Linked DNA regions of Homo sapiens: region 2 is linked to region 1. The links are chromatin loops, found by intact Hi-C in ENCODE. Cell type or tissue: heart left ventricle. All regions are shown on one strand. Each heading gives the region's core, and the rest is flanking DNA. Links, peaks and the distances in the headings are about the cores only.

Region 1 (5,371 bases), core at 324-5,323:
AAGCTGGAACTTTATTTACAAACAAGTTCCAGCATTATCTGAGTGGGTGCTGCTAACAATTATAGCGTGTTCTTTCAAACTGCAGACTGGGATTAGACGGTTTGCCAAAAAGCCACTGAGTACATCAAAGCGAGAATTCTGAATTCTCCATTTATCTTCAGATTTATCACTCCCTCCCTCTGTGCCCTTCTCTGCATCTGCTGTATGTGAGTATGGAGAGTCCACACAATTCAGTCTGTACCAGTGGTCTAGGTTTTCAACTACATCTCATTGGTCAAGCATGTTTGCATTCACAGAAGGAACCCTACCCCCATTTTTGTTTTCCTGTTTTATTTTTAGTACATTTTAGGCCTTAAGAATGTAGGGTTTTTTTGTTTGTTTTTTTTTCCTATGAGACGGGAGTCTTGCTCCATAACCCAGGCTGGAATGCAGTGGCATGATCTCGGCTCACTGCAACCTCCCCGTCCCGGGTTCAAGCGATTCTCCTGCCTCAGCCTCCCATGTAGCTAGGAATACAGGCATGCACCACCATGCCTGGCTAATTTTTTTTTTAATTTTTTTTTTAATTTTTAGTAGAGACGGGGTTTCACCATGTTGGCCAGACTTGTTTTGAACTCCTGACCTCAGGTGATCCGCCCACCTTGGCCTCTCAAAATGCTGGGATTACAGGCATGAACAACCATGCCTCACCAATAGTGTTTTATCATACAGAAATAGAAATTACAAATCTCTCAGGAAGTTCTTTGGAAGTGCAGCTTTAAAGACATACTTTTTGACCCCCACTGTTTTCTTTTGCCCAGCTTGGATATGTGTTCTGCCTTCATTGTCTCTTCAAGGAGGCATTCACAGGCAGCAGAGCTCTTTTGTGGAGGAACTTTTATAACATTGTCAGTTGCTTTAAGCAGACGTTCTCAAGGCTGATCTGTAGGCTGGATCCAGTGGCTGACAAGGATTTTACTGATTTGTACAATACGAGAAAAATAAGAACAATGCAATGAGTTTTTCATAAAGGAATTTTTTTTTTTTTGAGATGGAGTTTCACTCTTGTCGCCCAGGCTGGAGTGCAGTGGTGCAATCTTGGCTCACTGCAAACTCTACCTCCTGGGTTCAAGTGATTCTCCTGCCTCAGCCTCCTGAGTAGCTGGGATTATGGGTGCCCACCACCATGCCTAGCTAATTTTTGTATTTTTAGTATTGATAGGGTTTCACCATGTTGGCCAGGCTGGTCTCTAATTCCTGACGTCAGGTGATCCGCCCGCCTCGGCCTCCCAAAGTGCTGGGATTACAGGTGTGAACCACCGTGCCTGGCCTCATAAAGGAATTTATTTGTGTCACTTTGACGTATTCTGAGATTGCATGCCCTCTTCTTTTTGAGTTTAAATGTCTTTTATAATAGTAGGATAATAAGAGATAGGTGTTAAAAAAAAACCCATACATATTTACTTAATAAAATTAACTCAATGCTTAAACGTATTTGCAAATTTTGCTACTCTGTGAAATCCAAAAGTCCAGAGAACTACCATTTTAATGAATGCAACTTGAGATTTAATGTGATACAATGGATTTAATAAGATTTAATTAAATTCCATTCTGATGAGAAAGTTTTAGATAATCCAGCTCTCCATATTCAGAAAAGTCAACCTACCAGCCCAATTTAATGCTTAGATCCACCACAGGGAAGCAGAAATCAGTCTGGATAATGAAGACCAGAGAGCCAGACTCTTAGACCTAAAGGAACTTCAGAGATCACGTCTCATCATACAGCTGAGAAAATAGACTTGATGGTTTGTATTCCTGGTCCTGCCATTTACTTGCCATTGCCTTGAGCTAGCTACTCACCACAACTGCAAAGGGTCCCTTCAGGTCTGAAATTCTGAAACTTAACAAGTAACATATTAAGAAAAAGAGATGAGGCCGGGCACGGTGGCTCACACCTGTAATCCCAGCACTTTGGGAGGCTGAGGCAGGCGGATCGCTTGAGGTCAGGAGTTCCAGAACAGCCTGGCCAACATGGTGAAACCTCGTCTCTACTAAAAATACAAAAAGTAGTCGGGCGTGGTGGCACATGCCAGTAATTCCAGCTACTTGGGAGGCTGAGGCAGGAGAATCGCTTGAACCTGGGAGGCGACAGTTGCAGTGAGGTGAGATTGCACCACTGCACTCCAGCCTGGGTGACAGAGTGAAACTGTCTGAAAGAAAAAAGAAAAAGAAAAAGAGATCCATCCTCATGGGTAAAGGGTAAAATCCAGGGAAATTCAAGCTGATGCAGAAAACAACAAAATACTCATTTTTTTATTGCCCCAAATGGCCACGATTCATAAGGCTTTATTGTAGCTTGGTATGGAGGGGAAAACCAGATTCCTTATCCCACCCACCTGCCTCTTGCTTTCCTAATAAAGGTGTCATGGTAGTTCAAGGCCTGCGGATCAGTGGATCCAAATGCGAACAGTTACTGCCCCCTAGTGGATTTACAGTATGGTGCTCATTTATAAATTCAGATTAAAGCTTGACTGCCCTGTTGCTGAAAGAATTCATCTTTGGCGGTGGAGGGACCTTAAGAAGCCACCTTCATTTTTATGTTTTAACATGTTTTAATGCCCTCATTCTGCAGATGGGGACACTGGTCCTCTAAGTCACGTAGGTGCCCCAGGGCTTTTTGTTCCAAGTCCGGGGCCCACGCCACTGCACCACAGTTTCATTAGGCTGCACGAGCTCCAGCTATTTCTGGAGTTGCTGGGGAACTACCATGACCCGTCCTTCTGTGGCAGGGAAAGCAAGATACCACCTCATGTTTGGTTTGCCTCCCACTGCGACTTTTGCTGTGGAGGACACCTCTGACACAGCTACGTGACCTAGTAAGGCACACAGGGAGAATGCCGTGTGATCATGAAGGCAGATTTTCAGCAAAACACCAGAGCCAGGCCAGTGTGGTGGCTCACGCCTATAACCCCAGCACTTTGGGAGGCGGAGGCTGGTGGATCACCTGAAGTCAGGAGTTCAAGACTAGCCTGACCAACATGGTGAAACCCCATGTACTAAAAATACAAACATTAGCTGGGTATGGTGGCGGCGCCTGTAATCCCAGCTATTTGGGAGGCTGAGGCAGGAGAATCATTTGAACCCAGGAGGTGGAGGTTGCAGTGAGCTGAAGATCGCACCATTGCACTCCAGCCTGGGCGACAAGAGTGAAACTCCATCTCAAAAAAAAAAAAAAACACAATAACAACAACAAAACACCAGAAGCCACGACAGCTGCACCAAACAGATTCACCCTCATGGCTCTCAGAAGGGGCTGACCCAACCAACACCCTGATCTCAGACTTCTGACTTCCACAATCGTGGGATTACACATTTCTGCGGTCTAAGCTGCTCCGTTTGTGACACTGTTACAGCAGCTCTAGCAAGTGAATACAGATTTTGCAGAGATTTATCCCTCAAACACTTTTCAGTGGTTACTTTGATTTTGCTGAACCAAATTAAGTTGACTTCCCCAAAGCAGCCAACGACTGGAAAACTTCAAATTGTAAGGATATGTGAACTTCGAATCTCCAGTCCAGTGACTCATCCTGAGCAGGAATTCCTTATACAATGTCTTTGTCAGCCAGGGTAAAAAAGGGTGCTGTGCCCTTACAAAGAAAGTATGACAAAGAAACAGAGAAAGCTGGACTGCCCACAGCCAGACAAACTATTCTGTAATAGAAGTTAGGCTTAGAATGCAATGAAGAATTAACGTGCTCGACTACCTTCAATACTTGGAGCTACAGAGAGGTGCTTCTGATGAAGCTGGAAATGAGGAAAACGGAAAACACAGTTGTCACCTGGGAGCTCAACTCTGAGATCACTTATAAGGGATCAGAGCAGAGACACGCAAGGTCACCTGAGCAAAGCAAAAGGAAAGTCAGAGAAGCAAATGTTGGCATTTCCTATCCAAGCGCTGTATAAGGGAGAATGAGTTTCAGTCACCAAACCTGAAGTATCTCCTGTTCTAAAGGACAGGTTCTCCTTTTAGGTGGAGATAGATGCAGGGAGTTATGGCTGGAGGACTTCATGTATTTCTGATTCCATCGGCAAGACTCTCTCTGATATAAATGGAATGCACTAAGCTGTCATAGTTTGATGCCATTAACCATTCCTCGAATTGGCCTTCTTCCTTCATGATCACATGGCGTTCTCCCTGTGTGCCTTACTAGGTCCTTGGCTGTGTCTGAGGCGTCCTCCATAGTTTGATGCCATTAATAATTCCTCTAATTGGTAAATATTCCTCTAAACTATTAGCAACCCCATGCTAACTCCGTGAGTACTGACAACCTTCAGATTATCCGTGGCTTCCATTGTGCCTTAGAGAGAGAACACACTGGATTGCCCCCAGGTTAACTGGCTACTCATGACAATAATTCTTCATACTAAACCCTCAATAAAAGCCTCTGGCCAGGTGCAGTGGTTCACGCCTAAAATCCCAGCACTTTGGTGGGCCAAGGCAGGAGGATTACTTGAGGCCAGTAGTTTGAGACCAGCCTGGGCAACATGGTGAGACCACATCTCTACAAAAAAGTAAAATATTACCTGGGTGTGATAGCATGTGCCTGTAGTTCCAGCTACTTGGGAGGCTGAGGCAGAGGACTGCTTGAGCTCCAGAGGTTGAGGCTGCAGTGAGCTATGATAATGCCACTGCACTCCAGCCTGGGTGCCAGATTGAGATCCTCTCTCTGGAAAAAAAAAAGGGGCTGATTATCATTTTCCTCATGTGCTCTGCTTATGAAAGAGACTGAACAATAATATGCACACAAACATTCTAGTCTGATGAAATTTTATTCTTTACTGCAAGTTGATAAAAGGCACTCTTTTATTCTTTTTTATTTTTATTTTTATTTATTTATTTTTTTTTTGAGACGGAGTCTTGCTCTGTCGCCCAGGCTGGAGTGCAGTGGCACGATCTTGGCTCCCTGCAAGCTCCGCCTCCCAGGTTCACGCCATTCTCCTGCCTCAGCCTCCCGAGTAGCTGGGACTACAGGCGCCCGCCACTATTCCCGGCTAATTTTTTGTATTTTTAGTAGAGACAGAGTTTCACCGCGTTAGCCAGGATGGTCTCGATCTCCTGACCTCGTGATCCACCCGCCTCAGCCTCCCAAAGTGCTGGGATTACAGGCGTGAGCCACCGCGCCCGGCAAAAGGCACTCTTTTATTAACCTTCCGTCTGCACATTTTTTAGTTGGTGTAAATGAGCCTCTCAGCCATCACCATCATCACAGGGCAACAACTAACAAGAGGGAGCCTTTGAGACTTCAACACACAGGCCCTCAAATAAAACACAGCATGGGTGACTTCTGCTATCATCTATGGTGGAGGAACCGGTACAGAATTAGCCTTCCCA
Region 2 (5,371 bases), core at 199-5,198, 360 kb before region 1:
GCTACAGGGTTAACAGGAGGCTCCATTCCACCCCTTCCAACTTCAAGGCTACCCTAGAGATTGAATAATCTATACTCTTAATTGATTATAATGCAATGGAGTTGGGGCGTTAGGGACAAAGTACGAGTCTTCCCTTCTACCTCCAGCCCTTGCTGACCAGGACAGGGACAATGTGTAGCTCAACGGATGGTGGTGAGAACTTAGATGATGGTCAGTTATGCAGTATGTGGGATACGGAGGAAAGATCCGTGGGTATGTGGAGGCTTGTAGAGAAGCTGGTTCTGTGGCTGGTCCCAGGCGACTCGTAATGTAAATCCGTTTCTCAGAATCGCGTGGTGTAGGCGGGTGTCTACTTTGTCCGCAGGCAGGCCTGACCCCGGGTGGAGGAGGGGCAGGGTGGAGAATAACAATTGTCTTAAGGGAGTCTGCGGAGGGAGAAAAACCTCTGGGGTGTATCAGCTGGAAAAGAATAGGAGTCTCAGTGTGGCCCCTCTCCCCCCTCTCAGCCCAGCCCCTGCGGGGGCGGTGAGGGAGCTGCGGTCAGCACACACAGCTGGGGCCTCCAGCAAAATCCCATTCTATATATCTAAGAGCAACAGCTCTGAGAGCGGCCCCCAGAGGGACAAAACCTCATTGTGAGGCACCCGCCGGCCTCAGCACCCCCTCCCCCAACCCCAGAACTGTCGTGGCATTGACCCTTTTCGGCGGGCCACCATGGGCCTGCTGACTGGGCCACATCTGGGGCTCAGGCATTGGCTGCCCCTCCCCCACGGCTGGCCACTGAGAACTGACAGGGAGGCTGGGGTGGGAGCGGCTTCCAGGCCTCTCACCCCATCCCCACGGGGTGGCCTGGCTTGTGCCCCACCCTCCCTGGGGATGCTGCAAGGCAGAGGTGAGAGTCCGAAGCTGGCTACGTTGGCATCTTGATCTGCCAGCAGTCCCCCACACCTCTGGCCTCTGTTTAGTGGCTTGTCAAACAGTGGTTGGGTGGGGTAGGTTTTTCCAGCTTTTACGTGCTGCCTTGAAGGGTCCCGAGAGGCTTCAAGTTGAGCCACTCTGAAGCGGGATGATTCTCTAGGTCTGGGATTCCAGAATTATCCGCTCCCAAGGTTTCAGAGGTCCAGGATTCTGTAGATTTTTGTTTGTTTGTTTGTTTGTGTTTGGAGACAGGGTTTTGCTCTGTCGCCCAGGCTGGAGTGCAGTGGTGCAAACATGGCTCACTGCAGCCTCACTGCAGCCTCAACCTCCTGGGCTCAAGCGATTCTCCTTCCTCAGCCTCCCCAGTAGCTGGGATCACAGGCATGTGCCACCGTGCCTAGTTAATTTTTTAATTTTTTGTAGAGACAGGGTCTTGCCATGTTGCCCAGGCTGGTCTCGAACTCCTGGCCTCAAGCAATCCTCCTGCCTCAACCTCCCAAAGTGCTGGGATTACAGGTGTGAGCCACTGGAGCCTGACTGGATTCGGTAGTTTGAAGATGCCACCATACATTCATTCAACACATTTATTGAGCACCTACTGTGTGCCAGGTCATGTTCTTGGTGTTGAAGCTATAGCAGTGACCGATACAGAAAAATATCTTGCCCTCGTAGGGCTTCCATTCTAGAGCAAGAAGGATAATAACAGAAACTAAATAGGAATCTTTTACATGGTGAGCAAGAAAGGCCTAGGTAGGGAGAACTGCTTTAGGTAGGCTGGTTGGGGACATGACATTTGAGCTGAGACCAACTGCTACAAAGAAGTAGCCATGTGGAGACAAGCATTGTAAACAGATGGAATAGCATGTGCCAAGGCCCTGTGGCAGGTGTAGGCCTTGCATGTTTGAGCAATGGCAAGGAGGTCTTGGTGGCTGTTATTCAGTGAGCAATGGAGAGAGGGGAAGAGCTGAGGCCAGTGGTAGAGGCGGGGCCTGAGAAACCAGAGCAAGACATTCAGATATTGTTTTGAGTGCAAAGGGAAACTTAGTTTTGCAAAGGAATGACATGATCGGATGTATGTTTCAGAAAGGGTGATTTGGGAGAACTGAAGGGGATATCAGTGAGACGAGAGGCTGTGCAAGTTGGGCAGGACAGAGATGTGGAGGCAGTCAGTCATAAGGGTGAAGGCAGGGGCACAAGGACAACCGCTTTATCCTGGACTTATATCGAGTTAGAACCTCCAGGTTTCATTATACCAGACAGGGCCACGGCAAAGGAGAGTTCGGATTCCCGGGGCAGCCAGGATTTGGCTCTGAACTTTAATGACCTTGAAACTCTTAGGCAGGGCGGGGAGCGGTGGCTCATGCCTGTAATCCCAGCAGTTTGGGAGGCCAACGTGGGCTGATCACCTAAGGTCAGGAGTTCGAGACCAGCCTGGCCAACATGAGGAAACCCCGTCTCTACTAAAAATACAAGTTAGCCCAGCGTGGTGGCGCCTGTAATCCCAGTTACTGGGGAGGCTGAGGCAGGAGAATCGCTTGAACCGAGGAGGCAGATGTTGCAGTGAGCTGAGATCGCGCCATTGCACTCCAGCCTGGGCGACAGAGCCGAACTCCATCTCAAAAAAAAAAGGAGCTTTTAGACCTGCATTGTCCAATACCACAGCCACACGTAACTGTTTAATTACAATTAAACAAAATGAAAAAATCAGTTCCTCAGTCTCAATAGGCACATTTCCAGTGCTCACTTGTGGCCAGTGACTACCATACTGAACAACACAGGGAACATTTCCATCATCACAGCCACAGGACAGGGCTTCCTGGCAGTCCTTAATGCATTGAGCCTCAGTTTCCCCATCTGTAAAATGCAGGTAACAACAGCATCTCCTTGATAAGGTGCCTGTGAGGAGTACATGAGATAATGCCTGTGTGGCCTGGCACATAACACACGTTCCCTAAATGCAGGTTGTTATTGTTGCTGAGCGGGGTGTGTGGGTGGCTAACGAGAGGGATGGGGGCTGTCTCTGAGGTTTGGATTCGGAATCGTGACATCTTGTCCCGTGCAAGACGAAGGCGAGGACGGCGAGGGCACACCCTTCCAGTCCCGACCCCACAGAGGCCAAGCGGCCCTTCGCCCCCACCCCGACCCGGGAAGGCCCCGCGCCCCTCAAGCCTGGGACGGTCTCGCGTCCCCCGACCCGGGACGGCCCCGCGCCCCGCAAGCCTAGGACTGCCCAGCGCTGAGCGCCGCCTGCAGGAGTCGGGAGCGTGGTGCCCGCGGCCGGGCTGGGCGCGGCGCGGGCCGGCAGGGGGCGCTGGGCGCGGCGGGCGGGGCGCGTGGGGCGGGCAGGGGCCGGGCCAGGGACGCGCGGGGGGCAAGCGCGGCGGCGGACCGGGCGGGACCGTAGCCGGAGCCCAGCCGGGACTGTCGCGCGGGCCGCGCCGGCGATGCCGCGCCCCCGGGCCGGGCTGTAGCGGGGCCGCGGCTGGAGTGTGCGCCGGGCAGGCGGGACATGGAGGTGGTGGACGAGACGGAGGCGCTGCAGCGCTTCTTCGAAGGTGAGAGACCGCGGGCTGGCGGCGGCGACCCTCTGGCGCTGGGAACCCCCGGCTGATCTCCCCGGGAACTGGGGCTCCTCGCTGTGTTTCCGCCTCCTCTGGCTGGGACCCTCCTTCAGGCTGGCACCAGCCCGCCAAGACAGGCTCCCGGGGCTGGGAGTCCCCCAGCGGTTACCACCCACCGCCGCTGAAGTTGGGCTCCCCCTCCCCGCTCCTCAACTCGCAGCTTCCTTGGGACTGTGTCCCCTTCCAGGTCCGGACTCCTTTGAGCCTTCCAGGACCCGGAACTTTCCCTAAATTGTGACACTCTCGCCCCCAGCAAACTTCCCGAGTCTGGGGACCCTCTACTTTGCTTCCCCAGAACCCCAAGCGGGATACAACCCCATTCAAGGCCCAGACCCCCGGTGTGCCTTCTAGGACCTTCCGTACCTCTTGAGGCTGGACCCCAGCCTGCTTCCCAGAATCTGTGACCCCCGCCTAGAGACCAAGACCCCCTGTGTGCCCTTCTGGTTGGCGCCATCCCCCATGACTTCTAGGAGCTGGGACCTCCCCACTGTGCTTCCATGAGGGTAGGACCACTTTCGAGCCTGGATCCCCTTGGAGACTGCCACCTGCTTTCCACAATGCTGCCTAGTGACTGCTCTCCTGTTTGGGGCTGGGACCCCCCTCCCTAGCATGCTCTCCTGGGGCTGGAACCTTCTTGAAGCTGACATCCCTGCCACCGGTCACCTCTGCTCTCTGAGACCCTTCTAGTGCTGTGAACTGCATCCCACCAGCCCTCTGAGGCTCCTCAGCACTATGTCCCCCCAACCCTGGAGCTGTGCCTCTCTGACCTCGCCCCCTCAAAGAGTGACCTCACCCCCACTTGACCGAAAGGAGCCCTCTGGGGTGGAATTGACATACACCCCATAATATCTTCTTCTGCCCCCACCCCTACATTGGTTTTGGAGGTCTGCTCCTCCATCTAACCAACTCCCTGTCTTTTCCTGGACGACCCCTGCCCCTCCTGCAGGGCCACCACTCCTCCTGGTGCTGGGTTCTGGAGGGATGGGACCGCAGTGGGAGGGGGAGGGGAAGTTCTGGCTGACTGCCTCCCAGCCCACTCCGCTTCTCAGAACCTCCCTGGAACATCTAGCCAGACCCTCTGGCCCCCTTTTGTGCCCCTGTCTACCAATGCAGCGAGCCCAGCCCCTGCCCCGAGCTCCCTCTAGTCCCTAAGGCCACATCCTGCTCCTTGGTGCATTGAGAACCTTCCCTTCATGTGTGAACCTATCAGGGCTACAGGGCAGGGAACCAAGGCCCAAGTTTCAAGCCCCAGATTCCTGTGGAGTCCTGTGGAGGAGAGAAGCAGGTCTTCCGGTGCCTCAGTTTCTCTCCCTCTGTGACTTGGGAGGCAGGAACCCTTGTTCACACCTGCTGGCTGAGCAGCCCAGGCAGGGGCACCCCTAAGCCTCAGTCATCCCACTCCAGGATTCTGGACACCCCACAGACCCAGAACCCAAGAGTTCAGGCTTGGACTAGATTGAATGGTTGACTCTGCATCAGGTGGGCCATCTGAGGGTCTTAGGCAGCCCTGCATCTGTCCCGGGGCTCTGGCTCTCCCCAGACACTGTTGATCCATAGGAGCTCTCGAGGGGCCTGACGCGGTTTGAGACCTTCAGGGAAGAGGGGACCAGACATTCGTGCTTGCTTGGGTTACTGTCTGGAGTGCCTTGAGCCTGCTAGGTACCCAGAGGACCCGCAGGCCAGGCTCCCTTGACCTCCACACTGCCTGCCCCAGGACGCTGGGCCCTGACAGAGAGCAGAGGGGTGGGCCTGGCTGGCCTGGACTCCCTGGCTCCCTCCTGACCATGGGTTGGGGGGTGGGGGCTGACGCCACGGCTTAGCCATGCAGCGGC

The links. Hi-C counts contacts between places; a loop is a spot of excess contacts. Peaks named below come from ENCODE experiments on the same cell type or tissue, not always from the same donor. Only the 100,000 strongest peaks of a DNase experiment are listed, where the experiment ranks them.
Region 2: a loop joins it to region 1, with 11 times the contacts of the local background. A loop is called at or near these places in 43 of 110 quality-filtered maps.

What each region holds. Positions count from the first base shown.
Region 1 is chr11:62,105,729-62,111,099 of GRCh38, forward strand. No RefSeq gene overlaps it. Among named protein-coding and RNA genes, the nearest start is that of INCENP, 16 kb to the right of the region's middle. In heart left ventricle, for the core only: CTCF peaks have their summits at 2,462 (motif pointing left) and 2,662; no DNase peak of the experiment used is centred there; H3K27ac peaks cover 1,323 bases.
Region 2 is chr11:61,749,318-61,754,688 of GRCh38, forward strand. MYRF (myelin regulatory factor) reads left to right here and starts at 3,319. Exons shown (of 27, transcript NM_001127392.3): 1 at 3,319-3,473. The coding sequence starts at 3,428. MYRF-AS1 (MYRF antisense RNA 1) reads right to left here. Exons shown (of 4, transcript NR_026882.1): 4 at 4,712-5,128. RefSeq lists an enhancer at 1-431 and silencers at 3,109-3,248, 3,369-3,468. In heart left ventricle, for the core only: a CTCF peak has its summit at 3,128; a DNase peak (open chromatin) is centred at 3,224; H3K4me3 peaks cover 1,085 bases; H3K27me3 peaks cover 501 bases.